2 separate regions of the Homo sapiens genome follow, and region 2 is linked to region 1. The links are chromatin loops, found by intact Hi-C in ENCODE. Cell type or tissue: heart left ventricle. All regions are shown on one strand. Links, peaks and the distances in the headings refer to the core of each region. The heading gives the core; the rest is flanking DNA. Region 1 overlaps MESD (mesoderm development LRP chaperone). Region 2 has its middle 34 kb from the start of ARNT2-AS1.

Region 1 (16,185 bases), core at 4,325-12,324:
CCATTTACACTTGGTGAGTCATCAACTCTACTGAGATTCCACTCCCCTCCAAGCACCTGCTGTGATTGGGTGGCCTGCTCTGATCAGATAGCAAATTCTGATCAGAGAAGACTTTAAAACTCTTGACTTAATTGAGTAAACTCTTCATGCCATATACATCATTTTCATTATGTTAAAGGTAAAATATGCTTTGTGAACTCAGATGTCTGTAGCCAGGAAGCCAGGGTGTGTAAATCCAAAATCTATGCAGGAAATGCGGAGAATAGAAAATATGTCACTTGAAATCCTAAGTAGTTTTGAATTTCTTTGACTTGAATCTTACTCATCAGTAAGAGAACTCTTGGTGTCTGTCAGGTTTTATGTGGTCTGTAAAGTTAGGGGTTCTGTTTTGTTTCCTTATTTAGGAAAGAGTACTGCTGGTGTCGAGGGGTTATATGTTCCATTTAATGTGACAGTTTTAAAGGATTTAAGTAGGGAATCAGAGTCCTTTGCAGAGTGTGACAGACGACTCAATAACCTCATTTGTTTCTAAACATTTTTCTTTGATAAAGTGCCTAAATCTGTGCTTTCGTATAGAGTAACATGATGTGCTACTGTTGATGTCTGATTTTGCCGTTCATGTTAGAGCCTACTGTGAATAAGAGTTAGAACATTTATATACAGATGTCATTTCTAAGAACTAAAATTCTTTGGGAAAAACCCTCAATTGTGATTTTAATAAATTAAAAGTAGCACATTACATGGTTAGAAAATGTCAGTGTTAAAGAATGGTACAAAGTGAAAAGTGTATCCCTCTCTTGCCGCCGGTGGTAGCTTGTCCCAGTGGAAGCTGCTGTTAACAATTTGTGCCCCCACATCCCCCTCCCTGCCCATCCACCAAAAAAAAGTACATTTACTTATGTAAATGTACTTATGGTGATGTATGTTTGTTTTGGCCTCACAGCATCTGTTTCCCCTTAATTTGGTAGCTGCTCACATTTCCCTCGAAAGAACCACACCCTCTGCATTCTCAGTTCTCTGCTTTGGATGGGACATTTGCCCTGCAGTCCCCCCACCCTCCAGGCCATGCCCTCTCCAGGGTGAGGCCTGTGTGATCTACCGTACTAGGGTACTAGGCCCTGAAAGAGGCTTTTCTTGTTCCTCCTGCATCTTGAACCTGGAGCGGGAGCTGTTGTAGGCCCCGCCCTTGGAGAAGAGAACTGTCTGACAGTGGGGAGAGAGCGCCACACCCTGGTGGCATAAACGAGTCCCTGAATCATGCCGTGGCTGAACCAAGCCCTGTCTGTGGGCTTTTTCTGTTGTACTCAGGGCAGTTTGATGGGGTTACTGTCCTGCATAGCCATAATGGCCCAGTATAAAGCAGCTGTTTTGATGAGATAATTGCTTTAATTAAGCAAAAGGTAGCAAAGCTTTCACTCCGCCCTGTACCTTCTGTTTCCACTTAGGAGCCTTCCCATGTCAGAATGTGCAGATCTGTCTCATTGTTTCCTGTGCAGTGTGCCCCCACTTCACCCAGTAGTTTCTGTGTGTCTGTTATGTACTAGGTACTACAAGGTGCCAGGACGGTGTAGATACAGCCTCTGCTATCGTAAAACTCAATGATTCGGTGGGGGAAGACAAATGTCAGTAATGTACAAAGTAAAATGGCAGCTGTTAGAAGTATGAAAGGGGCAGGGTAGGGGGAGGTAGAATCTTCCCTGACCAGGTTAAGAAAACCAGAGGCCTTCTCTGAGGGCAAGAGGAGGAGAGGAGAAATAGAGTAAGGCAGGCAGAGGAAACAGTCTGAGCTAAGACCCTGTGGCTAGAAGTGGCAGAGGGAGAGGCAGCAGGAAGGCCAGCGGGGAGGCTGGGGCCCAGTGCAGGCCCAGGTTGGAGGAGCGTAGCACATGGAGTTTGGTAGGAGTTTGGGACGCCCTGGTGGATCTTAATTGTGATGGGGTGGGTGTGAAAGGCAGTCCAGGTTGCACTGGTTGCACAGGAGAAGTGATCAGAAGAGGACCCCAGCAGGTGTGAGCCGTGAGCTGGGAGGTGCTTCAGTAGTGCAGGCCATAGCTGAAGGTGTCCTACATCAGCAGGGTGATGGTGAGGTTTGAACCACTGTTTCACTGCATAGTCCCTGCTGATGGACACTTGAGTGTTCAGATTTTTTGCTGGTATATTCAGTGCTGCAGTGGACATTTTCATACAAAATATTTCGGTACACTTTTGTTTATATCTGAAAGGTAAATTCCTAGCAGTAGAATTATTAGAGCAAACGGAATTTAACATTTTGGTGTGTATTGCCAAATTGCCCTCCCAAGTGGTTTAGTCAGCTTACCCTTGCCAACAATAGATCTATCCTTGCCAGCCTTGGGCATCACATTTACCAGTTTAATAGATTGTAAAACCATATCTTAATTGGCTACCCTGAAGCCACCATACTGGAGAGGCTGCGTACAGTGTTTCACGTAGAGAGAGGGATACCCAGGAGGCCCACCTGCTCCAACCCCAGCTGCATGAGTCTTCCCAGCCCAGGCACAGACATGTGGATAAGATTTAAACATTTCCAGCCCCAGCCTTCAAGCAATCCTAGTTGACACTGAGGGGAGCCAACATAAGCTGAGCTGAGAAACAGTCTGCCCAGTCTGCAGATTCATGAGCAAAAGAAATGTTGGGCTGGGTACAGTGGCTCACGCCTGTAATCCCAGTACTTTGGGAGGCCGAGGTGGGTGGATCAGTTGAGGTCAGGAGTTTGAGACCAGCCTGGCCAACATGGTGAAGCCCTGTCTCTACTAAAAATTAGCCGAGTGTGGTGGTGCGGGCCTGTAATCCCAGCTACTCAGGTGGCTGAGGCAGGAGAATGGCTTGAACCCGGGAGGCGGAGGTTGCAGTGAGCCAAGATCAGGCCACTGCACTCCAGCCTGGATGACGGGATGAGACTCTGTCTCAAAAAAACGAAACAAAAATTTTTTAAGAGAAATGTCATTTGTTTTTGTTTTTGAGACAGGGTCTCACTCTGTTGCCCTCACTAGAGTGCAGTAGGATCACGGCTCACTGAAGTCTCTACCTACCGGCTCAATTGATCTTCCCACCACAGCCTCCCAAATAGCTGGGAGAAATGTCCTGTTTTTAATGAATTTGTCTTCCTTTTTGTCTTGTTTGTTTTAATATCTAGTGATCTAATAAATTTGGATGATATCTTTTGACTATCAATTATGAAACCTGTATCAGATATACACATCTTTCCTTCTTCATCCTCAGGCTTTCTGGTTTTGATGGTGATACTGTGGCTTTTGTACTTCTGGTGGTTTCCCTTATACTGTTAAACCTCTTTTTTTTTTTTAAATTAAACCAACTTAGTATGCATTAACCACTGAACAAGGGAAAGGAACTCACAAACTTTTTCCTGTGTCCCTGATTATTGTTTAATAGTGTTTGTATACTGACAAGATACATAATATCCACCTTCTGCACCCACAGTGTCCGCCTTTATGCTTGGACAAGAGCATGCAGGGTAGGACATTTCTGAGCCTTGCTTTTTTCCCTGGAAGTTTTTTGTTTGTTTGTTTGTTTTTTAAGAGACAGGGTCTCTTGCTGTCTCACTCAGGCTAGAGTGCAGTGGTGTGTTCATAGCTCACTGCAGCCTCAAACTCCTGAGTTCAAGCCATCCTCTTGCCTCAGCCTCCCGAGTAGCTAGGACTACAAGCATGCACCACTATGCCTGGCTAGGTTTTTTTTTTTTTGTTTTTTTTTTTTGGAGAAATGGAGGTGTCTCACCATGTTGCCTGGGCTGGTCCTCAAGCAATCCTCCTGCCTCGGCCTCCGATTCACTGGTATTAAGTTGTGAGTCACCACGCCCAGCTCTACCTTTCAGCTCTTCTTACACATGGCTCCACTGGAGAGGTGTGAGGCCACCCCTGTCTTTCCCCTAGAAGTGACTGCTTTTTCTCTTTTTCTTTTTTTAAATTTGATTTTATGTTTCTTTGTTTGTTTTGGGGGATTTTGTAACTGATTTAAAAATTTTTTTCCTTTATGACTGCTTTTTCTTAGACTCCTTAGGGATTCTTCATTCTTTTTTTAATTGAAAAATTTTAAAAATTTTAAATAATTTTTTAAAATTAATAAATAGCATTCAGCTCCTTTTTACTTATGCAACTCATACTTAACATTTAGTAATTTTTCTAGGAAAAGTCTTAGTGTTGTTTTTTTTTTTTCTGAATCTTTTTTCTTAATCCTTCTAGAGCATGCTGTGTAATTTCTAATTGATTGCAGATTCAGCTCCCCCCTCCCCCATTATTTTGGAAAAATTTATCTTCTGTTAACTTTAGTTTTGTATTGGTATCTTGGGTTTCTTTTTTTTTTTTAGCTCTGATACACATTTTATATTTTTAAATATTCCGTTTTTATCTCATGTTTGAGCTGTTTTTATTAAAATTCAAGTTTTTATTAACTTCTATTACTCAAAAAATCCAAATGGAGAATCTTCACCTTGGGTTATATTTTCCCCCAGGATTGAATATTTATCTGTATTTGTGTGCTACATTCTTTTATTGCTGCTGTTTTCTAATTCCAAAATGTTTGGGTAGATGCCACATCTTTGTTTTTTCCCTCTCTTATTCATGCTTATTAGGCAGACACAGCTTTTCCTAGACCTCAGCCTGTACAAGTGTCACAGGTGAATTCTCGCTGGCTCTTTTCCCTCCGTATCTGAGCGTTGTCTGCTTCGCCAGGAGCTGCAGTTCCAGGGCGGAGTACTGCCTTCTCTCAGCTTTCCTATAGCTGAACCGGAAAGGAGAGGGGCTCAGACAAGGCTGTGTGTGGCTCTGCTTGACAGGTAGCCTCTGCTCTCCTGTGGCTTTCCTGAGTGTCCTAGACTAGGGTTCTTCTCCCCAGTGGGGGGGGGAACCATAATTGCTATTACAAGGAAAAATGATTGCCAAGACTTCAGAGAGTTCCCCCGTGATAGCAGAGAGTCCCTTCCTCAGGAAGGGAAAGGCTGGGATGTTCTTTGCTTCACTCTGTAGTAACCCTTTCTCTTCCGATCTCCGGAGAAGAAAGGTCATGCAATATGTGGCTTTGGGCAAAGGCAGGAGGCACTTGCCCCAGGCACACAATTTGAAGGGCAGCACAAAACTCGGTAATTAAATAGTATTTTAATGCAATATTTTTAAAAACCAAAAAATGTTTTCTTTAAAAAAAAAACAAAAACCATGATGAATAAAAGATGAGCATTCTAAATAAAGACAGGATCTGTCGAGGGGGTGAATAGGGTGAGGCAGTGAGGCGGGGCTGGCAGGGCCAGGGGCAGATTCACCACCTTCTCCTGCAGTCTGTGGTTGGTATTTATGTCCTTGTGCTTAGAAGTTCATATTCCCTGAATCCCAGGGTTTGTGTTCATAGTAAGAACTGAACTATTTATTTATTTTTTTTGAGACAGGGCCTCTGTTGCCAAGACTGGAGTGCAGTGGCACAATCATGGCTCACTGCAACCTTGACCTCCTAGGCTCAAGCCATCCTCCCACCTCAGCCTCCCGAGAAGCTGGGACTACAGGTGCACGCCACTACACCCGGCGAATTTTTGTGGGGTTTTGTTGTTGTTGTTGTTGTTGTTTTCTCGAGAGACGAGGTTTCATCATGTTGCCCAGCCTGCTGTCAAAACTCCTGGGCTCAAGTGATTCACCCACCTTGAAGTCTTTATTTTTATTAAAATAATAGCACAGCAATGTTAAAAGTTCTCTATAAAAGGAAGAAATTCATTTACCATCACACCGTCCCAGCTATCCAAGCTGTTTTCATTTGGCCAAGATCCCTTTGAGTCCATTACATCTGAGCGTTATATTCACATATTTGTCATCATAGCAGAAACAGAATTTGGTTTACAATTTTTCCACTCAGCGTTATATAGTAACGAAGGTTTTTGTTTTTTTTGTTTGTTTGTTTTTTGAGACAGAGTCTTGCTCTGTTGCCCAGACTGGAGTGCAGTGGTGCAGTCTTGGCTCACTGCAACTTCCACCTCCTGGGTTCAAGTGATTCTCCTGCCTCAGCCTCCCAAGTAGCTGGAATTACAGGCACCTGCCACCTCACCTGGCTAATTTTTTGTATTTTTAGTAGAGACAGGGTTTCACCATGTTGGCCAGGCTGGTCTCGAACTCCTGACCTCGTGATCAACCCACCTCGGCCTCCCAAAGTGCTGGGATTACAGGCGTGAGCCACTGCGCCCAACCTGTAATGAAGTTTTTATATTGCTGCCTGGTCTCTGCGTTCAGCGTTTTAGTGGCTGTGTAATATTCCCGTCCTCTTGCTGTGCCATAATTCTACTTAACAGATTCATGTAGTGAAGACAGTAGGGCTGGACCAGGCATGGTTTTGTTACTTACACGTGCCTGAGTCCAATCTCTGCCTCACGATCCATGTCCCTTTCTAGGAGCATGTACTTCTACCCACAGCTCTGGCTGCTGTGTTTACATGCACAGCCCTGCCCTGCTCTCCCACCCTCCCTGGATGGTCATGGTCTTTTGGACCAGAGGTGGGCATCTGACCCAGGTCACCATCAACCAGGTTGACAAATCAGATCCTCTCTCAGCCAGAGACTGGATGATTTGATAGCTGAGGCATTAATAGTGCAGCAGCCACAGTGAATTGCAAGAATGTGTGTGTTAGTTAAGTTTCTACACTTGCCCTAAGTGTTCGACCTCCTGAGTTTTGATATTCAAGTTTTCCTTGAATTCTGAGAGCTCTGTATTCCTATGAGAAACTTTTCCCTAGGGCTACTTTGAAGAGGTTTCTGCAGGTCTGATCCTCTCTAACTTTTCCTGATCTCTACTTATCCATCTATGTGAGGGAGTGAGACGAAGCACATGTGTAAAGTCCCCAGCACCGGGCCTGTATCTGTGCTCTCTATTTTTTTCTATATTTGAGTTTTTTTAGTTATCCACAATTATCAATAACGTTGAAATGAGCAGTTTTCCTTCCTTAAGATTAGTCCTTTGGTGTCGATTTCTTTTTTTTTTTTTTTGAGACAGAATCTCACTCTGTTGCCCAGGCTGGAGTGCAATGGTGCAGTCTTGGCTCACTGCAACCTTCACCTCCCGGGCTTAATCAATCCTCCCACCTCAGCCTCCCTCCCAAGTAGCTGGGACTACAGGCGTGGTCCTACTTGTCTCAGGTCCTACTTTTTCCTGTGTCCCTGATTATTGTTTAGTCCCAGCTACTCAGGAGGTTGAGGCGGGAGGATCTCTTGAACCTGAGAGATAGAGGCTGCAGTGAGCTGTGATTGTGTCACTGTACTCCAGCCTGGGGGACAGAGTGAGACCCTGGCTGGAAAAAAAAAATTGTTTTAAGACTTTATTGCTCCTATTGGAATAAGGGAAGAAGTTGAACTCAACTCTGAATACAGTGAAGACAATTGGGGATTTACAGCAGAGGAGCAGAGTGAGGGGATCAGTGGGTGGAGAATTACTAAGAGGAACTTGATTAGATATCAGGGGCAGGGGGATTCTTATTAACTGACTTAGGATTGTTGCTAACGCTGGGCTCAGCAGTCCAAGGTCAAGGCCTAGCTGAGAAGATGGCTCAGAGGAGCCCAACTAAAGTTTCTAAGGAGGGGTCTTTGTCATTTCTAGGGCTTTGCATGTGAATGCTCTTGACTGAAAATAGAAATTAACCCTTGACTGTGCAATCTGATGGCCATTGTTTTCCTATGCTAGGCTGTCAGGTACCTCGTTGACCAGGTAGGGTGAGGCCAGGGCTTGGAGCTGAAAGCCATTTACAGCAGGCAAAGATCAAGCTCTTCCACAAAGACTTGCAGTAGGAATCCTCTGGGGTAGCAGTTGACAAATATTCTCTTCTTGACCAGCCTCCAGTGAGGCTCCTTGAAGCCCTTGAAGCATTGACTTTCAGTGTCTGCTCTTGTGGGGCTTGAGTTGCCCATTTTAGCAAGAATCCTGTTAATCAATTTATTGAGAACTTCTTACCCTTGATATCTAATCACTCAATATCTGATCAAATTCTCCATCCTCCACCCCGCCCCCAGGTGATATCTGATCACCCAGGCCTACCTTCAGCATAATCCTGTTAGGTCTGTTTAACCAGAATCCGTGCTACCCCTGACATTTCCTCTTAGTCATTTTCCATCTACTGCCCCCATCCTGCTCCTTGGCTGGGGTAAAAACCTGTTTGTGCATGCTGTATTCAGAATTGAGCCCACTTCTGTACTGAGGTCTCTTTCCCCTTATTGCAGTACTTTCTGATTTAAATCTGTTCTTACTGCCGTAACTACCATCAGACACTGATTTTGTTTGACTAGGTCTGAGCGGGAAAGTTCCGAAGAATAGGAGTGGCTGAGTTAGCTACGGAGTTCATTTGGGGCCGGGAAGCAGAGAGGAAGACAACGATAATTATGATGAAGAACACGTTTTTGATGTCAGAAAGTACAACACTTCCCATTATGCACTGCATGTGAGCCTCACACCTGCCCTGCAGTGGAGGAGTAGATAGTTTACAGGTGAGTGAGCCCAGAGGGAAGGGGATTTGCCAGTGATCACGAGGCCAGCGAGTGCCTTTACTACTTCGTAAGACCCCTATTAAGTGAAGTAGAATTGTTCATTCTCTCCACCATATAACCAAAGCACAGCTTGGGAAAGTGATTTGACTAGAACCTTTTTCGGAAGCTGTCTGCAGTGGTTATCATCTCCTAAAGGAAAGTCAATTTAAAAATTAAAGGATGTACCCACTAGGGGGCAGCAGAGACCAGCTGTGCCTCACGGCTTCCCCACCATGTGTCTCTAATTTGCCACTGATCCTTCGGTGAGAATTCTTCAGCTATTATTTTAATTAACAGACTGCTCAGTCTGTGCTTGCAAAATATCTGTGAAAATCTGCATACACCTCTCTCTCTGAATTCTCTTGGAAATCCAAGGGATTATCTTATCCATGTGTACTGTTCTAGTAATATTAATTTACTTCATCCTCATAGCAAGCAGCCCTATGCAGTAAATACTGTCATCCCCATTTTGCACACAAGGAAACTGAGGCACATAGCCATTCAGTATTTTCCCCAAGGTCACGCTGCAAGGCAGTGACAAAGCCAGGATTTTTTGTTGTTGTTTTTTAAGACAGAGCCTTGCTCTGTCGCCCAGACTGGAGTGCAGTGGCGCCATCTCGGCTCACTGCAACTTCCGCCTCCCGGATTCAAGTGATTCTCCTGCCTCAGACTCCTGAGTAGCTGGGATTACAGGCACCCGCCACCACACCTGGCTAATTTTTGTGTTTTTAGTGGAGACGGGGTTTCACTATATTGGCCAGGGTGGTCTCGAGCTCCTGACCTCAACTGATCCGCCTGCCTCGACCTCCCAAAGCGCTAGGGTTACAGGCGTGAGCCACCATGCCCAGCCTCAAACCCAGGATTTAAACTCAGGCAGGCAGACTCCAAAACTGACACCAGCCACTGTAATCTGCTTGGGAGAGGGGCTGCTCCCCTTCTCTGGACCTCTTCTCAGACCCATGTGCCAAGTGTTGATACAAGCACTCCCCATGTAAGTGCTGAACACCAATAAGTTTCGGGAAGTGTGCAGGCAGTGGAGATAAAGATAGCAAGGCAGGCAAGGTCCCTGCCTTCTTGGTATTTACAGGTTGAATATTAAAAGACACACAATGTCTTTCAGCATGGAGTGTGCCTACTGTGTGCAAGCTCTGGACATCCTTACCTAACTGTGACATGCTACCCACTGTGTGCAGGTCTTTACATACTTTATTTCATTTACTCTCATTTTATTTTCAGTTAGGGTCTCACTCTGTTGCTCACGCTGGAGTGCACTGGCACGATGGCAGCTCACTGCAGCCTCGACCTCCAGGCTCAAGTGGTCCTCCCACCTCAATCTCCTGGGTAGCTGGGACCACAGGTGTGCACCATCACACCCAGCTAATTTTTTAATATTTTTTGTAGAGACAGGGTCTCCCTATGTTGCCCTGGCTGGTCTTGAACTCCTGGGTTCAAGCAATCCTCCCACCTTGACCTCCCAAAGTGTTGGGATTACAGGTGTGAACCACTGTGCCCGACCTCATTTACCCTTCACAACCCCACAAGGTTGGTATTAGTTAACATTTACTATGTGGCCCTTTGAAGCACAGTTCTGGTGTTGGACTTCCCAGCTCTGCATTTTATTAGCTGTATCATGTTGGACAAGTTATTTAAGGACCTCACTCATCTAAGCCTGTAGGTGCTAATAAAAGTTCCCATTTCAGAGAAGTATTATAAGGATTAAATGAGCAAGTCCCTGTGAAGCACTTAACACAGCTTTCTTTTTTATTTTATTTTTAAAGTAAAGAGGTGGGGTCTCACTATTTTACCTTGGCTGGTCTTAAACTCCTGAGCTCAAGCGATCCTCCCACCTTGGCCTTCCAAAGGAGTACAGGTGTGAGCCACTGTGCCTGGCCAACAGAGCTTTCAGTACATGTTAACTATTATCATTTGTGTGTGTGTTTTGTGCTTCAGGTGACTAGACAGAAGCTTGTAGGGGTTAAGCCCCTTGCTGAGAGTCACAGCTAGGAGAAGGCAGGATAACATCCTGCCTGGGCTGTTTTCTTCTGGAGGCACTGCAGTTTTCACTGTGGCTTGACACTCTAAGGGAGGGGCTGGGATGGAATTCTACATGGGCCACAGAGATTGCTCCAGAAGGAGAATGGCCACCTTGCCCAGTGTAGGGTATGCCAGAGCAGAGCGGGTCAGCTTCCTTCCAGGCAGAAACATCTGCCGTTCCCACCACCTTGGTGCTCTGCTCTCAGATACCTGCATGGCTGAGGACCTGCTCTCAGGTGAGATGGTTTGCCCTGAAAGGGGCAGAGCTGCCAGAGTCCAAGCGGTCTGCAGGAGACTGCAGTTTGACCATGCTGCTTGCTGGTACAAGGAAATTTTTGGTAGGCAGATTTCAGGAGGTCCCACGCAAGTGTCACAAGCCAGAAACTTGAGATGTTGGACCCCTTTCCACTTGATCCAGCATCTGGGAAAACCTGAGCCTGCAGTTGGGGCCACTTGGCCAACTCTCCATAGATCTTGTTGAATCAGCTTAAACCTGGGCTTGTCAAATTCTGGATCTCAGCAGCCCAACTTGCAATTTTAAATCTTTGACCACTGTTCCCTGGCAGACCTAGGGCAATTTTTGTTTTCTCCAGAGAAGTCTGCCGAAGTTTCTGAGGTGAAGTTTCCAAGCTGATGAATTGGAAGCCCAGACTTGGCAGCTCTCAGCCAAGGAGGGCTGCAGTTGGTGGAATGTGAAGAATGCCCAGGGACATCTGGTCTGCCTTGCATCTGTTTTTCAGGCCAGCCCGCATTCTTCCTGCAGGAGAGAGCTTCAGCCATAGGCCTAGAAACACTGGGGCCCCTTTGATCCATGCCTCCTACCTCAGCTCCAAGTTGGACGACATTGAGTGCCATACTTGCTTTCCCTGGGCCTTACCTCTTCTATAAACAGGGTGGCAAGTCCTGCCAGGCCTGGGATTTACATGCCAGGGTCTGGAAGAAACAAGACAATAGGGATCCTTATTCTAATGCAAAGGAGGTCCCTGACTCCCTTAGGATAGAAGCTTCCTTACAAATTCTCTGAGGTCCTTGCTCTAAATTAAAACTCCCTGAGGGCTCCTACTTCTTTTCTTTTCTTTTTTCTTTTTCTTTTTTTGAGATGGAGTTTCACTCTTGTTGCCCAGGCTGGAGTGCAATGGTGTGATCTCGGTTCACCACAACCTCCACCTCCCGGGTTCAAGTGATTCTCCTGCCTCAGCCTCCCAAGTAGCTGGGATTACAAGCATGCACCACCATGCCCAGCTAATTTTGTATTTTTAGTAGAGGCGGGGGTTTCTTCATGTTGGTCAGGCTGGTCTCGAACTCCTGACCTCAGGTGATCTGCTCACCTAAGCCTCCCAAGTGCTAGGATTACAGGAGTGAGCCACTGCGCCCGGCCAAGGGCTTCTACTTCTAGTTTTAAAATCAATGCCTTGAGCGCATCACCTCGATGGGCCTCAGTTGGAATGGGCCAGCATTTCCCAGAGGAATTTAACCAGCGGAACTGCCCAATAAGGAGGAGTTGGCCACTTCAAGCCAGTTATTTGGGCTTTTGAGATGCAGAATCAGGAGGAAGAGAAGAGGTGCAAAGGTTGTGGAGCAGAGAGGCAGCAGGGTATGGAAGAAGAGGGCCTGAATCAAATACACACACCCACAGTGTACAGTGGCAACTATGCAAGGTGCTTGTAGCTTGCAACAGAGGGATTTTCCAAGGGAGGCCAGAGAAAAGCTTCCTGGAGCAGGTGGCCACTAAGCTGAGATTTGAGCAGGCATGAGTGGACACAGAGGCAGCCTGGAAGCTGGGGGCAGTGGCACAGCAGGAGGGGTGGAAGCTTGGTTTGTGTGTGTGTGCACATGTGTGTGTGAACACACCTCTAATATGGGGAGCACTGGGCCCGTTGAGCTCTCAGGTCTCTCTGTCTGTAATACTCTGTGACTTTCAGAAACCAAAGGGCCTCTGCCACTGGCTCTGCAAATGAGTAGTTTGTTATTACAAACCCTTTGTAAATATTATTTTGATGAGGTATAATAGTTCATCAAATGAGGCCATAATTTATTTGGTCATTTCTGTGTAGATGAACATTTAGGTTATTTGAACCTGTCAAGTCATTATAAATAATGCTACAATGAGCATCTTCATACCCATGCTCTATTTCATTAGGCTAAATCCCCAGATATGTATGTAATTAGTAGGTCCAAAAAAAAAAATGATGATGATTCTTTTAAAGTTCTTGATTGGTTATGCTAAGTATTTTCTAAAATGGTTATTTCTAACTTTCAAAAACTTTATCATGGAAATATCTTAAATGTACACACAAAAAATAGAGTGGGTCACCATTCCTTGTCACCCAGTTCTAATAATTATCAACATTTTAATAATCATTTTTAATCTTTATTTTGGGGAGGAGGCTATACCTCAATTTAGCCAATTTGTTTTTTCTTTTCTTTTTTTTTATTATTATACTTTAAGTTCTAGGGTACATGTGCACAACGTGCAGGTTTGTTACATAGGTATACACGTTCCATGTTGGTTTGCTGCACCCATCAACTCATCATTTACATTAGGTATTTCTCCTATTGCTATCCTTCCCCCAGTCCCCTACCCCACAATAGGCCCTGGTGTGTGATGCTCCCCTCCCTGTGTCCATGTGTTCTCATTATTCAGCTCCCATTTATGAGTGAGAACATGCAGTGTTTGGCTTTCTGTCCTTGTGATATTTTGCTGAGAATGATGGTTTCCAGCTTCATCCATGTCCCTGCAAATAACATGAACTCATCCTTTTTTATGGCTGCATAGTATTCCATGGTGTGTATGTGCCACATTTTCTTTATCCAGTCTATTATTGATGGACATTTGGGTTGGTTCCAAGTCTTTTCTATTGTGAATGGTGCCACAATAAACATATGTGTGCATGTGTCTTTATAGCAACATGATTTATAATCCTTTGGGCATATACCCAGTAATGGGATTGCTGGGTCAAATGGTATTTCTAGTTCTAGATCCTTGAGGAATTGCCACACTGTCTTCTACAATAGTTGAACTAATTTACACTCCCACCAACAGTGTAAAAGTGTTCCTGTTTCTCCACATCCTCTCCAGTATCTGTTGTTTCCTGACTTTTTAATCGCCATTCTAACTGGTGTGAGATGGTATCTCATTGTGGTTTTGATTTGCATTTCTCTGATGACCAGTGATCATGAACATTTTTTCATATGTCTGTTGGCTGCATAAATGTCTTCTTTTGAGAAGTGTCTGTTCATATCCTCTGCCCACTTTTTGATGGTGTTGTTTGTTTTTTTCTTGTAAATTTGTTTAAGTTCTTTGTAGATTCTGGATATTAGCCCTTTGTCAGATGGATAGATTGCAAGAATTTTCTCCCATTCTGTAAGTTGCCTGTTCACTGTGATGATAGTTTCTTTTGCTGTGCAGAAGCTCTTTAATTTAATTAGATCCCATTTGTCAATTTTGGCTTTAGTTGCCATTGCTTTTGGTGTTTTAGTCATGAAGTCTTTGCCCATGCCTATGTCCTGAATGGTATTGCCTAGGTTTTCTTCTAGGGTTTTTATGGTCTTAGGTGTTGCATTTAAGTTTTTAATCCATCTTGAGTTAATTTTTGTATAAGGTGTAAGGAAGGGGTCCAGTTTCAGCTTTCTACATATGGCTAGCCAGTTTTCCCAGCACCATTTATTAAATAGGGAATCCTTTCCCCATTGCTTGTTTGTCAAAGATCAGATGGTTGTAGATGTGTGGTGTTATTTCTCAGGCCTCTGTTCTGTTTCATTGGTTTATATATCTGTTTTGGCAACAGTGCCATGCTGTTTTGATTGCTGTAGCCTTGTAGTATAGTTTGAAGTCAGCTAGCATGATGCCTCCAGCTTTGTTCTTTTTGTTTAGGATTGTCTTAGTTATGCGGGCTCTTTTTTGGTTCCATGTGAAATTTAAAGTAGTTTTTTCCAATTCTGTGAAGAAAGTCAGTGGTAGTTTGATGGGGATAGCATTGAATCTATAAATTACTTTGGGCAGTATGGCCTTTTTCATGATATTGATCCATGAGCATGGAATGTTCTTCCATTTGTTTGTGTCCTCTTTTATTTCATTGAGCAGTGGTTTGTAGTTCTCCTTGAAGAGGTCCTTCACATCCCTTGTAAGTTGGATTCCTAGGTATTTTATTCTCTTTGTAGTGTGAATGGGAGTTCACTCATGATTTGGCTCTCTGTTTGTGTGTTCCTGTTGTATAGGAATGCTTGTGATTTTTGCACGTTCATTTTGTATACTGAGACTTTGCTGAAGTTGCCTATCAGCTTAAGGAGATTTTGGGCTGAGACAATGGGGATTTTTAGATATACAATCATGTCATCTGCAAACAGGGACAATTTGACTGCCTCTTTTCCTAATTGAATACCCTTTCTTTCTTTTTCTTGCCTGATTGCCCTGGCCAGAACTTCCAATACTATGTTGAATAGGAGTGGTGAAAGAGGGCATCCTTGTCTGGAGCCAGTTTTCAGAGGGAATGCTTCCAGTTTTTGCCCATTCAGTATGATATTGGCTGTGGGTTTGTCATAAATAGCTCTTATAATTTTGAGATCTGTTCCATCAATATAGTTTGTTGAGAGTTTTTAGCATGAAAGGCTGGTGAATTTTCTCGAAGGCCTTTTTTGCATCTATTGAGATAATCATGTGGTTTTTGTCGTTGGTTCTGTTTATGTGAGGGATTACATTTATTGATTTGCATGTGTTGAACCAGCCTCGCATCCCAGGGATGAAGCCGACTTGATCGTGGAGGATAAACTTTCTGATGTGCTGCTGGATTCGGTTTGCCAGTATTTTATTGAGGATTTTCGCATTGATCTTCATCAGGGATACTGGCCTAAAATTCTCTTTTTTTGTTGTGTCTCTGCTAGCCTTTGGTATCAGGATGATGCTGGCCTCATAAAATGAGTTAGGGAGGATTCCCTCTTTTTCTATTGATTGGAATAGTTTCAGAAGGAATGGTACCAGCTCCTCTTTGTACCTCTGGTAGAATTTGGCTGTGAATCTGTCTGGTCCTGGACTTCTTTTGTTTGGTAGGCTATTAATTATTGCCTCAATTTCAGAACCTGTTATTGGTCTATTCAGAGATTCAACTTCTTCCTGGTTTAGTCTTGGGAGGGTGTATGTATACAGGAATTTATCCATTTCTTCTAGATTTTCTAGTTTATTTGCATAGAGCTGTTCATAGTATTCTCTGATGGTAGTTTGTATTTCTGTGGAATTGGTGGTAATATCCACTTTATCGTTTTTTATTACATCTATTTGATTCTTCTCTCTTTTCTTTATTAGTCCTGTTAGTGGTCTATTTTGTTGATCTTTTCAAAAACCCAGCTCCTGGATTCACTGATTTTTTTGAAGGGTTTTTTGTGTCTCTATCTCCTTCAGTTCTGCTCTGATCTTAGTTATTTCTTGTTTTCTGCTAGCTTTTGAATGTTTGCTCTTACTTCTCTAGTTCTTTTAATTGTGATGTTAGGGTGTCGATTTTAGATCTTTCCTGCTTTCTTTTATGGGCATTTAGTGGTATCAATTTCCCTCTACACACTGCTTTAAATGTGTCCCTCAGATTCTGGTACATTGTGTCTTTGTTCTCATTGGTTTCAAAGAACATCTTTATTTCTGC
Region 2 (16,185 bases), core at 3,851-11,850, 350 kb after region 1:
AAAGAAAGAAAGAGGGAGGGAGGGAAAGAGAGAAAAAGAAAAAGAAAGAAGAAAGAAAGAGAAAGAGGAAAGAGAAAGGAAGGAAGGAAGAAGGAAGGAAGGGAGGGAAAGAGAGAAAAAGAAAGAAAAGAAGAAAGAAAGAAGAAAGAAAGGAAAGAAAGTTGGAAGAAAAGAAAGAAAGAAAAAGGGAGAAGGCAAAATGGTGTGAAGTGTATTCTCTAGGGAGCTAACCAGATGTCACATCCCTGAAGGCAGGGGTCTTGTATTATTACCCCTCTCTGCCCACAGCACCCATACCCAGGGCCTGCACAGGGCAGGATTTCAGTATGTACTTGCCCATTGAGTGGATGATATATGCCATTGCATCTCGGAGTTGGGCAGAGCCTTCTCTCTAGGTTCCTGTTCTTTCCATATTCACAGCAATATCTAGAAGGGCAGGGGCTGGAGACAGATTTCTGTGCATCGTTGGACAACTACTTAAATCTCCTAATCCTCAGTTTCCCCATGTGTAAAACAGACATGTAGGACTGACTGAAGCTTAAGTGACCTGGTGCATCAAAAAGAACTTAGCACAGGGATTGGCAGGTAATCAATATTCTCTGTTGTAAGACAGTGAGTTGGGAAGCAAAATGAACGAGGCTGGCACCCCTACCCAATCCCCAGCACTTCGGAAGCCTTTTGAGAGCAGAGAAAGGAGGTGGAAGGAGGATGAAAAAGTATGCAAGACTGGGAATTAGCCAGGCATAGTGGTGTTAGGAAGTCAGCAGGAATGGTGTCCCAAGCATCTAGGGATCTGGTTTGGAGGCGCAGAGGCCCCAGCCTTGCAGGGCCCCCTGTGATGGGCACTGCACTTCTCACATCCTTCAGCAAAAGCATTCCATACAAATTCAGAAGCTGCAGGTAAACATGAAAACCAAAGAAATCCTAAGAGAAAATTAGGTTGAAAAAATGTACTGATGTCTTTTCTAAGTATATGAACAGGCAGAAAGCAGAAAAAGGGATGCAATGACTACATAAATATTCTTATCAACACTAAGTCAAAAGGCTTACTTAGTGACACTTAGGTATCCATAAATACTGGTTGAAGGAATAAATGAAAAAGTAAATTAAGCAACTATATGGTAAAAGATTACAGATTAAAAACTTTAATAAAAAGTCTTGTGAAATAATAAAAGAAAGAATGAAAACCCCAAAACAAATGGGCAGAAGCTATGAACAAGTAATTCACAAAGATAAAATGCAAATAGTTGATAAACATAAAAAGTAGTGCAATTTCCTTGATTATCAAAGAAATGCAAGTTAAAACACCTAAGAAAAGACATTTTTTGTTTATCAAATTAGGAAAAATAAAAAATACACGAGCTAGAAGGAACTAGTCACACTCAAACTTTGCTTTTTTGGGAGTAAAAAGAGCTATAGCTTTTTTTTTTTTCTTAAGCAAAGTGTAATTTATATACCACAAATTTACCCTTTTAAAGTATACAGCTCAGTGGCTTTAGTATTCACAAAGTTGTGCTCACCACCGCAATCTAATTCCGGCTCATTTTCACCTAATTCCAGTTATAGATCATCACCACAATGTAATTCCAGACATTTTCATTACCCCTGAAAAAACTCCAGTACTTCTTAGCAGTCACTTCCATTTCTTCCTTCCTCTAGCCCCTGATGCGGCTAGTAATATACTTTCAGTTTTTTAAAAAATAGAGACAGGGTCTACCTTTGTCATGCAAGCTGGAGTGCAGTAGCCTGATCATAGCTCACTGCCATCTTGAATTCCTGAGCTTAAGCCATCCTCCCGCTTTAGCCTCCCAAGTAGCTGGGACTATAGGTGCACACCACCACACTTGTCTAATTTTTAAAGTTTTGTAGAGACAAGGTCTCTCCCTCTTGCCCAGGCTGGTCTCGAATTCTTGGGCTCAAGTGATCCTCCTGCCTCGGCCTCCCAAAGTGCTGGAATTACAGTCGTGAGCCACTGCACCCAGACTATACTTTCCATCTCTATAGATCTACATGTTCTGAACATTGTATGTAAGTGAAACCTGTAAGATGTGGCCTTTTGTGTCTGGATTCTTTCACTCAGCATAATGTTTTCAAGGTTCATCCATGCTGTAGCATGCATCAGCACTTCATTACTGCTCATGGCTGAATAATATTTTATTGTATGAATAGACCACATTTCGTTCATTAGTTGATGGACATCTGGGTTGTTTCCACTTTTTGGCTGTGATAAATAATGTTTATATGAACATTCATCCACTAGTTTTTGTGTATATGTTTTCAATTCCCTTGGGGATATACCTAGGAATGGAATTACTGGGTCATTCTGTAACTATGTTTAAATTTTAAAGGAACTGTCAAAATGTACAATGGTTCCAATTTTCCCTCATTTTTGCCAACATTTATTATTGCCTTTTTTTTTTGAGATAGGATCTCACTCTGTTACCCAGGCTGGAGTGCAGTGGTGCGATCTCAGTTCACTGCAACCTCCACCTTACATATTGTCTGTCTTTCTTATTATAGCCATCTTAGTGGGTGTGAAGTGGGATTTCATTATGATTTTGATTTGCATTTTTCTAATGACTAATAATACTGAGCATCTTTTCATATACCAGATACATCCTTTTTGGAAAGCAGTTTAGTAATACCTTTCAAAGGCCATTAAATGTGCATGTAATTTGACCGTAATACCTGATTCCAGAATTTATTCCAAGGAATAATTATGGATGGCTAAGAAATTCACCTGCAAGGATGTTCATCATGATGTTATTTAAAAGTGCAAGTAGTTGAAAACAAAAGTCTGACTATAGGATATTGTTTAAATAATCGATAGTCCATCCATAAAATGAAATAAAATAAAATAATTCTGTACAATATTAATGGCATGGAACTATATAGTTAAATAAAAATATAGACTATAAAACATTACAATCTTAATTCTATTTAATAATCTATAAACATTTGAAGAAAAAAAGGATATAAACACATATACCAAAATGCTAACAATGATACGGATAGTTTTTTTTTATAACAGTCTTTTGAGATAATTCACATACCATACCATTCATCCAAAGTATGCAATTCAATTATTTTAGTATATTCACAGAGCTGTGCAACCATCACCATAGTCAACTTTAGAGCATTTTTATCATCCCAAAAGAAACCCTGTACCCATTAGCAGTCACTTGCCGTTTCTCACCCCCCACCCCCAGCCCAAGGCAACAGCTAATCTTTCTGTCTCTATAGGTTTGTCTATACTCTACATTTTATGTAAATGGAATCATATAATATGTGGCCTTTTGTGACTGGCTTCTTTCGCTTATAATGCTTTCAAGTTGTATCCATGTTGTAGCATGCATCAGTATATCATTCCTTTTATGATTGAATATTACATTGTGTAAACATATCACATTTAATTTATCAATTCTTTGGTTGGTGGACCCTTGGGTTGTTTCCACTTTGGGCTGTTATAAGTTCTTGTACAAGTATTTGTGAAGGTACATATTTGCATTTCTCTCCGGTATATTCTTAGGAGTGGAATTGCTGGATCATATGGCAACTCTATGTCATTGAAGAACTGCCAGAGTGTTTTTCTAAGTATTGGCACTATTTAACAGTCCCACCAGCAGTATATGAGAGTTTAGTTTTAGCTTTTATATTTAGGTCTTTGATGCATTTTGCATTTGGATATGGTGTGGGGTAGGGGTTCATTTTTTTTCCCTTTGCATGTGGATATCCAATTGTCCCAGTACCATTTGTTGAAAAGACTATTCTTTCCCTGTTGAATTGTCTAAATTGTTGTGATATTCTTGTGGAAAATAAACTGACCATAAATGTGGGGGGTTATTTCTGGACTCTAAGTTTTATTTCATTGGTCTATATGTCTATCCTATGCCAGTACCACACTTTTATTACTATAGCTTTGTAATAGGTTTGAAATAGGAAAGTATGAGTCCTCTATCTTTGTCCTTTTTCAAGATGTTTTGGCCATTCTGAGTCTTTGAATTTTGATGTAAATTTTAGAATCAACTTGTCAATTTATGCAAAGAAGCCAGCTGGGATTTTGATAGGAATTGTGCTTAATCTATAGACCAATTTGTGGAGTATTGGCATCTTAACAATTTGGAGAGTATTGCCATCTTAAGTCTTCTGATCCATGAACATGGGATGTCTTTCAATTTATTTAGGTTTTCTATTTCTTTTAACAATGTTTTGTAGTTTTTGGATTATAAGTTTTGTACTTCTTTTGTTAGTGAAGAATTTTTAATTGTGGTGAAATATAAATAACATAAAATTTACCATTTTAACCATTTTAACTGCACAGTTCAGTGGCATTAAGTGCACTGCTATGCAACCATCACCACTATACATGCCCAGAATATCTTCATTTTTCCAAAGTGAAACGCCATACTCATTAAACAATAACTCACCATTCCCTCTTTCCCCCAGCCCCTGGCAACTACCAACCTACTTTCTGTCTCTGTGAGTTTGATTACTCTAGGTACCACATGTACATAAAATTGTACAATATTTGTCCTTTCGTGTCTGGCTTATTCACTTAGAATAATGTCTTCAAGGTTTACTTATGTTGTAGCATATGTCAAAATTTCATTCCTTTTTAAGCCTGAATAATATTATGTACAACATGTTTATCCATTCATCTGTCAACACTTGGTTTATTTCCACTTTTTGGTTATTGTGAACATAGGTCTACAAATATCTCTTTGAGTCCCTGCTTTTAATTCTTAGGGGTATATACCCCAAAGTAGAATTTCTGGATTATATGGTAATTCTGTGCTTAATTTTTTGATCAATGAATAATTTTAAATTCATTATTATCTTTTTGTTCTTCTGTGTTTTAACATTTATTATATAATCATGAAAGCATTACTTTTAAAATCTAATTATTTGAATGCATTCTGCATTGTAAATGGACATATGTTCTGTGAGCTTTTCAACATTTCCCATAATTTGTGAATTAATATATGTTTACAGTGGAGCTAACTTCTGGTTTATGTGATCATTTTGCTGACAACTTGGGAGATTGTCTCATTCCTTCTGCAGACACATGGGTCAGAACATAACTGGCATAATACCCTGGACATTTTTTTGTTAACAGTAAGACTTGCCACTTGAATTTGCTTTATACCTCTCACCCCATCTTCATGCCACAGTGCCCTCAATACAATGGACACTGGGGAGATATATACCTATTCTTGGGCATGTAACAGTGGCGAAGAGTCTATTGACCTGCTGGTTAGTGACAGCTTCTATCTTCTGACTCAGATCTCCATTATTTACACTCCAACCATGTAGTCTTCCTTTTTCCAGGCAGCCCATAAAATGGGGAAAAACAGAGTTCAACTGAGAAGATTTGGGGAGAAAGCCAACATACAAACGGGAACAAGAGCCCTGGGACTTTCCTAAGAAAAACAAAGGATTTAAAGAAAGAACAATATTTAGCAGAATGCAAAACTCCCATTTCCAGATTAAGAAAACAACTTGCTGCAAACAACTTACAATATTTAAAAGTAGCTCTCATTTTTCAAAAAAAACACAAAAAACAAAAAAACAATAACAAAAAACCCTCTCCCTCTCATTACAGCACCAAAAAATAAAAAATAAAAAAAAAATAAGGCTGTTAGAAGCTGAGTTTAAGAAATGTTTTTAAGGTTGGAAAATACTAGTTTTAGCTCAAGGAAAAACTACTTTTCCCTCAACTGGTCCAACTCAATGGTTCATCCTAACTCTTGGTTCATGCCAGCTTCCCCAAATGCCTCATTTCCCGTTAAGGTGCTATTGTTCGTAAACTTTCAGGTTTCCTCTTAGTCATGTTTCTTTCCCCAGGAAATCAATTTTCGAGCATTTATCCTTTTGCAGTAGTGAGTCAAAACTCAGTTGTCAAATATTCCTCTCGTACAGGCCAAGCCTTCCAAGGAATGACACCACAAAGTGAAGACACAAATGGATGTGACGAAGTGATTGCCACTGAGCTTGGCACAGCCATGAGTAGAGGAGTGGAGCTGCTGGAGAAGAAACCACGCAGGGTCAGGATACACATTATTTCCAGAAGAGTCATCAAAGATGTTAAGTCTCATATGGCCCAGATTTATAGTCCAGGGGTCAATGCCCTTGGGAGATCCTGTAGACCAGGGTCTGTCACTCAGATTCAGTAAACATTCTAGAGCAAGGGCCTAAAAACTATGGCCTTTTGTCTGTTATTGTATGGCTGTCAAGGTAAGCATGCTCTTAAAGTTTTTACATGTTTTTAAAAAATCAAAAAATAATCCTTTGTGACAAATTAAAATCATATAAAATTCAAGCTTGCTTCCATAAAAAAAGTTTCATTGGAACACCTCCGCATCCATTCACCTATGTCTACAGCTATGGCTGCTTTCCAGTTGAGTAGTTGCATCAGAGACTGTGTGGCCCGCAAAGCCTAAAATATTTACTCTCTGGTTCTTTGCATAAGGTTTGCTGTCCTCTGTCTTAAACTCTTTTCCACAAAATGCAGCAGCAAGAGAAGAGAAGAAAGGAGCAGGGGATGGGAAAGCCAAACCACAAGCATCACTTTCAAGGTGGGGAACCTAGTATTGCAGGTTAGGAGCAGGGTTTGGAATCCACGGTTAGGCCTGGCCACTGTGTTTCCGTGAGGCACACTCTGGATGCAGGGAGGGGATGGGCATTCCCAGTGACTGTCTCCATTGAACCTCTGTTGTAGCTTGTCACCATGTTAGAGCCCTGCCTGATCACTCAGTGCATATTTGGACCACCATGATGAGAGTAGCCATTCCTATCCTAGTCCCAAGAGGAGAAAAAGGCTCAAGTTCTGCTTCATTTAAGAAAAACTTGACTGATGGAGAATTTAGATGTTGGTTCAAGCAAGATTTTATGTGGAGAAGCAGCAATGCTGGGTACCATCAATATACTCACAATTAGTCTTTCCTCAAAATTCAGCTTCTGTGCTGGCTTCTTTTCTAGCCCCTGGGCTCAGTCCTGAATCCTGGTACAGCTCAAGCCTAGGGATATTTTCTTTATACACATCAAGAGCCATCTTGTGGAAGAATGGTTTTGTGCAGTTCCAGGGGTCAGAACTAGTACCAGTAGGTAGACCAATAGTGGATTTAAATTTAGCCTGGGAAAGACCTGGCTCAGAATTTTTGCTGAGCCGATCTGGAACAAGCTGTTTTGGGAGGCAATGGACTGTGTGCTTCAACAGAAATGCTGTGAGCAGTTAGAAATATGGTTATATCAAGGACCTCTGGGTGCTAGAATTATATGAGTCAGGGAACTAATGGATCAAGGGGCAGAGTGAGGAGATACAAACACTGAATACAGTAGCTAAGAGCATAATGTTGAAGTCAAAGCTGAAGTTCATATCACGGCTCTGTCACTTACTAGCCATTTGGTAAAGTTGGTTAAGATGAACTTCAGCTCCTATATCTGTAAAGTGTGGTTTTACAGATAGTTCTTACCTCACCGAGATACTATGAAGGCTAAATTAGAGTTAATGTCAACAAGTGATAGATGTTGTTGTTGTACATTTATTATAACACATTATTGGTTGCTAATTGCTATGTACATCACTTGAGTCCAAAACTTGGTAGGAAAATTTTTCTCTTCTTTGTTTTTCTTCCCGAGTTGCAAAACTATTTCAAGGCAGGGAATAGAGGAAATGAAAAAATAAATAAAACAGCTCTCTTGGATTATGTACCAGCCTTCAGGCAGATGGTGACTGTCCTGTGTGTGTACCCTCCCAAGATGAGTGACATCAATGTGTGCCTCATCAGCATGATTGCCTCAAACCGGGTTGTTGAATTTGCCCCCACAATTCAAGAGGGTTGGGCAAAGAGGAGGGACGCTCTTCAGATGCCAAGATGGCAATATGTTACAGATGATGTTTGGCAGGGATCTGAGAATCAGAGAACATCATATTAATTTTTTTTCCTGAACATTTTACAAAACCATTAATTAAGAAACCCGTTTGGCTGGAAAACAAATGTCGGTGGTGAGTAACGAATACCAGCTTCTGTCACATTTCCCCTTTCTGGTAGTTTCTGAAGTTCTGGGCTTGCTGGCTTAACAGTTTAGCTGCCAGCCAGGGAGATTTTTATCAACCATAGGATCTATCAGCTGCTGTCCAGACAAGCTGATGTTAACATCAGCTTAACTTTGGCAGGGATGCCAATTGCTTGAATTCATTTAAATCCAGTTCTCCCACAGAGTGCTAAGCACTGAATGAGACTTTGAAGATACAGAGATGAATTGGACACCACCGCTGCCCTTAAGGGGATCCTCCAGTGACAAATACTTGATGGCCGTTTCAGTGCAAAGTGGCCATGACACCATGTATGGAAGAGAAATGTCTCACCCAGGCTGGGTGTTGTTGAAGACTTCCTGGAGGGGTCATGTCTCAACTGAGTTTTCTGGGCATCAGAAGCAGAGTTGCTGCATGGTCAGAGGCACGAAGGCCAGGGACACTGTGGTGCCTGGAGGAGTAGCTGAGTGAAGTCTGGGGAGTGAGGAAGGGAGTAGCTGGCAATGAAGTTGGAGAGATGGGTGGGGCCTTAAAGGAATGTCATTCAAAAGAGCATGGACTCTCATACAAAGGAGCCACGAAGGGTTTTATGAGATATGGGCCAATCCGACTTGCATTTTTAAATAGATACTTTCTGTGCCACGATGTGGAGGATGAGCTAGAAGGGATAGGATTGGTGCTTAGAGGCTGCCGAGGGAATGATGGGGTACCAGGATGACGAGGACCACTTCTCGTCTCCCTCAGCAGTCCTCGTGATCTGTCTGGGATCTTGTCCTCATTGGGGGTCGCTTAATGTTTGCTGATTTAGTAGGAAGTTGTATAGGCAGGCTTCAAATGCCCTAGAGTGGAGCTAGTAGTAAAGGCATGTGTGTGTGTGTGTGTGTGTGTGTGTGTGTGTGTGTGTAACAGGAGTTTCTACCGATCTTGACAATGAAAGGGAAGCCAGACATGCTTGAGTTGTGCTGCATGCAAAGTTCAAATGTGAGCCATTTGCATTTTGAATTCAAGGGGCCCTCATTTAAGTCTGCCAGGGGAGGAAAAATTGCTTCCATCAGGAAGCCTACTTAATCTCGATCAAATTCAACACTTGTAGGTGTTGTAGGTAAAACAGAGGAAGATGTGTTTTAAACACTGAGATTGATGGAAAGGAGCGGACTTCTGAATGACAGGAAGCGGATTCTCAGGTATATGCAATGTCTTCCACAGGCATTGGCTCCCTACGTCTTTAGAGCAGTAGTTTGTTGCCCTAAGCACTAGAGTTCAAAAATGTAGAGTAGACAAGACACTGGAGGCTCAAGTTCAAGGCTCCTACCTCTGTCTGGGATCTTTATCCACTCCTACTCAGCCTACTGTATGGCAAACCTGAGGACAAACCCTACTATAATGTAACTGATTTTCTGACAATCACAGCACTTTCAACTGAAAAAGGCATGGTTTCTTGTTAGGTGTAGTAAACTCAACAATGCCCCCCAAAGACGTCCACATCCTAATCCCTGGAACCTGTGGATATGTTACCTTACACAGCAAAAGGGACTTGGTAGATGTGATTTAGTTAAAGATCTTGAGAGATGAGACATTATCCTGGATTATCTGGGTGAACCCAGTGGAATCACAGAAATCCTCATAAGGGGAAGGCAGGAGGCTGTAGTGAGTAGACGATGAGACAGTGGAAGTGAGAGGTTGCCGTTATTCAAGGAGGGGTCACAAGCCAAGGAATGCAGCCCTGTAGAAGCTGAGAAAGGAAAGCAACAGCTTCTCCCCTCAGAGTCTCCAGAAGGAACCAGCCTTGCCGATATCTTGATGTTAGCCCAGTGAGACTGGTTTTAAACTTCTGACCTCTAGAACTGTCAGATAATAGATGTGTGCTGTTTTAAGCCATTCTGTTTGTGGCATTTTCTTACAGTAGACACAGGAAACTAAGACAGTGGGTCAGAGACATATTCCAACACAGCATCTTGGAAAGACTTATTTAAGGAACGGCTAATGGAATGGATGATACATTCATTCTTTTGAATAAATGTTCTCAGTGATAGCGTGGCTCCATATTTTTAAAATTAAAGTCAGCAACTATTTATTGAGCAACCAATGTCAGACACTGAGATGGCTAAAAATGTAGCAAAGCATGTGTTTTTCCTCCAGGTAGCTCCCGGTCTCGGAAGGGAGAAAATGTAAATCCACCAGTCCCAGTACTCAAGGCAGAAAACACACATCCGTAGAGGTTCCAAGTGCGATGGAGGGTAAATAAAGGGAGACAGCCCCTCGGACAGGAGGGTCAGGGAACTGATGCGAATCGGCCTGGATTTCGGCTGCTAGAGAGTGGGGATCAGGGGAGAGGGGGTGGCCCAGATGGAGGCCTGGGGTAAGCAGAGGCACGGAAGGAAAAATGTGTTGAGATAGTGCCATGGACTGAATTGTGAGTCTCATATTCACAGGCTGAAGCCCTAATCCCCATGTGACTACACTGGAGAGAAAGCCTTTAGGGAGATAATGGAGGGAAATGAGGTGGTAAAGGGCAGGGCTCCGATCTGGTAGGATAAGTGTCCTTGTGAAAAAAGGAAGAGACAGCAGAGATGGATCTCTCCCTGCGCGTGCACAGAAGAAAGGTCGTGTGAGGACACAGCACTACGCAGTCTGGCCCCAAGCCAGGTAGAGAGGCTCCACACAAACCAGCCAGGCGGGCACCTTGATCCGGGACTTCCAGCCTCCAGAACTGTGAGGAAATAAGTGTCTGTTGTTTAAGCCACCCAGCCTGTGGTATTTTGTTGTGACAGCCTGAACAGACTAAGATAGCAATAAGCAGTCAGATTTGATTGGAAAACATGACCATGGAGGAGTTAGGAGGCTGGAAACACAGGCTGAGGCCAAACAGAACAATGAGTAAAAATATTTGACTGTTGCAACTCTGGAGACAATCCAAAGCCCTGGAAGGCTGGGCTAGTGAAGAAGAAGGGTGAAGGGTTGGGTGAGAGCACTGGGGCCCCGTGGTGAGGTGCTGCTGTCCCTGTGGTACATCCAGGGCACAAGGCTGAGCTGCAAGCACAATGTGCGTGGAATACGGCAAAAGGGTGCTCCTGTTCTTTCCTTCCCGCCAAGCAAGCAGGCTGGAGTAGACGCGGAGCCGCTCATTTGCCGGGGCTGTGTTGGAGGATAGGGGGCCAGTGCGGAAGCCAGAGCGGAAGAACCTCTGCTTCCCAAACCCAGAGCCCCCTGCCATGCACAGGCACACCCTCTCACACACTCTCTCCCACACACACTCACACACACACGCTCATGCACACTCTCCCTCACACATTTACACATACTCCCACACACACATACACACTCACACTCTCCCTTCACATATTCACACACACCATACACACTCCCCCACACACTCACACACTCATACGCATTCACACACACACACTCTCATACCCATTCACACTCTCTCCCCCCACATACACACACAGTTCCTCGCACACACATTCACACACGCAAGCACACACATACATTCATACACTCTCTCCCCCAACAAATGCACACACATTCTCTCACACTCTTTCTGTCTCTCAGACACACACACACACACACACTCTGTCTCACACACATTCTCCCCGTTTCTCTCTCTCTCACCCCGCCACACACACCCCTCAGGAGGCAGGCCCTTTTCTGCCGGCCCCTGGCATGAGGTGTTGTGAAGCGTGCACTTGCACCATGTTTCCTGGCAGCCCTCCACCCACTGCCCACACTATGAATCCGAATGTGGTCCTGGCGATGCGGAGAGATAGAAGGAGAAGCCGGCATGTAAGTCCTGCCTCACCTCCCTGGCATCCTGGAAAAGGCACCTCTCACTGGACACAGCTGCCTGGGCTCCGAGGGGCTGCATCCTTTGCTTTGGCTTGGTGGTCAAATTCGTGACCACGAGATTTTCTCAAAGGCTGGACGACAGATTCTGAGGGAGTATCCAGCAGTCAGTTCACTGTAGGCAGCTTGGCAAGAATGCATGACGACAGTCGGTGTAAAACGTCCTTTCCCTTTCACCTAGACACTCCCCGAGCCTAGGATATCTCTTCTAAGAAAATCCCAGAAATCAGATGTCACTCCTCAGCTCACCTCGCCTATCCTCACGCATTGAGGCACATTGCTCCATCTTTGTCATATTGATACCTTTTAATGGCTGCCAAACAGCTCCTGGTTTCTCATTGCAGCCCATTAAGAATTTACAGCCGCTCACGCCTGTAATTCCAGCACTTTGGGAGGCCAAGGCGGGTAGATCACGAGGTCAAGAGATCGAGACCATCCTGGCCAACATGGTGAAAACCCGTTTCTACTAAAAATACAAAAATTAGCTGGGCATGGTGGCCTGTGCCTGTAGTCCCAGCTGCTCAGGAGGCTGAGGCAAAAGAATCACTTGAACCTAGGAGGTGGAGGTTGCAGTGAGCTGAGATCGTGCCACTGCACTCCAGCCTAGCAACAGAGCGAGACTCTGTCAGAAAAAAAAGAACAAAAACAATTTATAGCTGCACCTCTTTGGTGTGTGACGATTCTGAGACTGAACTCCACTTAGTTCCACAGAGGGTAGAAAACTCTTATTCTTTCACTCAATTCTCCTTTAAAAGTTATGATAGCATCTTTTGGGTCAAGAGCCACCTTTGAAACTCTCCTCATTTAGCTTCCACTTTCCATCTTTCCCAAGGAGCTCTAATTTCCAGGGGCCCTAGGGGTTATCTCCTCTCACTTGGCTGTTTCCTGTCCTCGCCAGCACCTGTGGCGCTGAGGCTTGACATGCCTGGAATTGGACACCGGGAGCTGCTCTTGGCACTGATGTCTACGGTCCCCATCTTTGGTCACAAGGGCCCATGTTCCCTGGGTCATCCTTGCTGTAACCTCACGCCTTTTCCAGCCTCCAGCTATGTCAGCATTTCTGCATCTCCCTGGGTGATCGGGGACTCTTGCTGCCTCCTCAGCCCCACCCTGACATGGTTGACCTTCTGCCTGGGGGCTGAATTGCTTTGCTGTGCTTGAGAAAAGGAGACACAGCCTGACTGGTCTGCGACACCCACAAATATTTTGGGACTATATCTGCCACTGCACCCAGGGCTAGCATTCCGTGAGATGACCGCAGCATCTATGAGCATCCATACTCCTTTCTGAATGTCTTCCTGTCTGCAGGCAAAGTCTCGCTGCCGTTTTGGATGGGAAGCTCACCACGAGGTCACGGGGAAGTCTTTCTTACTCACTGGGTAGTAAAACCTCCACTCCGTCCTCCAAGTTTGGCTTTTTATTTTTGAAGTTCAGATCCTAGAATGCCTAGAAAATTCTTTTTTTTTTTTTTTTTTTTTTTGAGACAGAATCTTGCTTTGTCACCCAGGCTGGAGTGCAGTGGCACAATCTCAGCTCACTGCAACCTCCGCCTCCCAGGTTCAAGTGATTCTCCTGCCTCAGCTTCCTGAGTAGCTGGTGTTACAGGTACCTGCCACCAAGCCCAGCTATTTTTTGTATTTTTAGTAGAGACGGGGTTTCGCCATGTTGGCCAGGCTGGTCACAAACTCCTGATTTCAGGTGATCCACCCGCCTCGGCCTCCCAAAGTGCTAGGATTACAGTTGTGAGCCACCAGGCCTGGCTGAAAGTCCTTTTTAACTTTCAATAAAGGCTGGATTTTGCAAAATAGCTTGTTGTTTCTCTACCTTTTTAAAGTAATTCACATAACATTTTATTAACAATCAACTTGTTTGTGTTAGGGCCGGGGGGTCCAATCTTTTGGTTTCCCGGGCCACATTGGAAGAACTGTTTTGGGCCACACATAAAACACACTAACACTAACGATAGCTAATGAGCTAAAAAAGAATTGAAAAAATCCCCATAATGTTTTAAGAATGTTTGCGAATTTGTGTTGGGCCGCATTCAAAGCCGTCCTGGGCCGCATGCGTTCAGGTTGGACAAGCTTGCTGGAGGCTCTTTCTTCTGTCCTCTAGTGGCACCGTATGTGGAGGCTATTTCTGCTGCCTGAGTAGAGAGTGGGCAGGGAAGGATGGAATAATGAGAACGGAACATCTGTAGTTTAATATTAAAGCATTACCATATCACATAAATAAAATGGAAATGAGGAATTTTGTGCATTTTGCTTTTCCTTCTATTGAGCAATTTTTCTATCATAAATTCTCAGGTCAGGGTGAATGGGTCAGTGGGTATACATATAGGTCTGAGTGGCTTATAATCTATTCTAGTACTAAATGAAGGTCAGAAACTTGCAATGGTCTTTTCCAGGCCTCATGGGACCAATGAATGCTGCATTGCTGAGATCAATAGTGACCACTTAGTGGGGGAAGAACAGCACACACAGGTCCCATTTTTCATTCTTAGGACAGTTGTACAATGCCACAGCCTCATTCTTCAAGGCTAAGCCCAGCTGGGTGAGCACCTAAATCAGATGACTTTATTTATTTATTTAGGGTTATTTTTTAGATAGCGTCTTGCTCTGTTGCCCAGGCTGGGGTGCAGTGGCTCGATCTTGGCTCACTACAACCTCTGCCTGCTGGGTTCAAGCGATTTTCATGCCCCAATCTCCCAAGTAGCTGGGATAACGGGTGTTTGCCACCAAGCCTGGCTAATTATTTATTTATTTATTTATTTATTTATTTATTTATTTATTTAAGTAGAGACAGGGTTTTGTTACGTTGGCCAGGCTGGTCTCAAACTCCTGACCTGAAGTGATCTGCCCGCCTCGGCTTCCCAAAGTGCTGGGATTATAGGCATGAGCCACCACACCTGGCCTGGAGTCTTTAGATGTGTGCAGTGATCCTTGAACACCCTGAACACCTGCTTACACAGTAAGAAGTGGAAGGCCTGGCTCAGCAGCTCACGCCTGTAATCCCAGCGCTTTAGGAGGATGAGGTTGGAGGACTGCTTGAAGACAGGAGTTGGAGACCAGTCTGGGCAACAAAGTTGGACTCCATCTTTACAAAAAGATAAAAGAATTAGCCAGGCCTGGTGGTGCACACCTGTAGTCCCAGCTACCCAGGAAGCTGAGGTGGAAGGATTGCTTGAGCCCAGGAGTGTGAGGCTGCAGTAAGCTATGCTTGCACCACTGCAATCCAGCCTGGGTGACAGAGAGATGCTGTCTCTAAAAAAAAGTGGCCATCCGAGCCTGCCCAGCTACTAGACTGTCAGCTCTCTGCCCACTGCTGTGACCTCTTGACCTCCACCTGCAGGCTCAGCTCGGTTCCTGCCGCCATCAGGTCATCTTGCTGCTTGTTCTGCCCAAGAAGCCTGTTTCTAAAACCTAGGCATTACCTTGTGATCTAGGGCGGCAATCAAGGTCGTAACTGCTTCATGATGTCTGGGTCCTCGTCTGAATAACCTTCAGGGGACTAGTCCCCACATAAAGGGCCCCTGGCTCCTGCCTCTGCCTTGCCACTGGACTTGTACTTGTTGGGTCCCCAGTGACTCCTAAGCTCCAAAGCCACTGGACATTTTCAGGCTGGAAATTACTTTTCAGCCATGTCATCTTGTCATTTGACATTGTTGATGCTACTCCCATGATACATGTCTGTGAAAACAATTATGGTTTCCTTTTGGCTTTCTTGAGTGTTGAAAGTGAGTTCATATCACCTTGGCCAGAGGATACAAAGGAAAGAAAGAGGAAGTTGGAAGAGTGCTTTTTATTTATTTATTTGTTTATTTATTTATTTTTGATAGAGTCTCGCTCTGTTGCCCAGGCTAGAGTGCAATTTCTTGGCTTCTTTGATTTCTTTGATTGCACCAAAGTAAATTTCTTGGCTGTGTAAGGTGTTAAAAAGGAGGTGAAGGAGAGAGAAGGATGAACAGAACTTCTCTGTACATTTCCTTGCAACCTCCTGTAAAACTATAATTATTTCAAAAGAAAATGGTTTCTTTAAAAAACTAAGGCTTCAGTACAGTGTAAATGCAGTTTATTTATAAATTACAAAATGCTCTTCCTGCCGAGTATGGTGGCTCATGCCTATAATCCCAGCACTTTGGGAGGCCAAGACAGGCAGATCACCTGAGGTCAGGAGTTCAAGACCAGCCTGCCCAATATGGCAAAGCCCTATCTGTATTAAAAATACAAAATTTAGCCAGATGTGGTGGCAGGTGCCTGTAATCCCAGCTACTTGGGAGGCTGAGGCAGGAGAATCGCTTGAACCCGGGA

The links. A loop is a pair of places that touch in the nucleus more often than their neighbours do. Peaks named below come from ENCODE experiments on the same cell type or tissue, not always from the same donor. Only the 100,000 strongest peaks of a DNase experiment are listed, where the experiment ranks them.
Region 2: it touches region 1 in a loop (4-fold over the local background); 3 of 110 quality-filtered maps call a loop at or near these places.

What each region holds. Positions count from the first base shown.
Region 1 is chr15:80,962,759-80,978,943 of GRCh38, reverse strand. It overlaps MESD (mesoderm development LRP chaperone), which reads left to right. Exons shown (of 3, transcript NM_015154.3): 3 at 1-3,192. Among named protein-coding and RNA genes, the nearest start is that of MESD, 19 kb to the left of the region's middle. RefSeq lists silencers at 1-216, 1,082-1,376 and an enhancer at 11,827-12,342. In heart left ventricle, for the core only: CTCF peaks have their summits at 8,516 and 8,716 (motif pointing right); no DNase peak of the experiment used is centred there.
Region 2 is chr15:80,610,776-80,626,960 of GRCh38, reverse strand. No RefSeq gene overlaps it. Among named protein-coding and RNA genes, the nearest start is that of ARNT2-AS1, 34 kb to the right of the region's middle. RefSeq lists an enhancer at 11,130-11,631. In heart left ventricle, for the core only: a CTCF peak has its summit at 7,077 (motif pointing left); a DNase peak (open chromatin) is centred at 10,680; H3K27ac peaks cover 205 bases.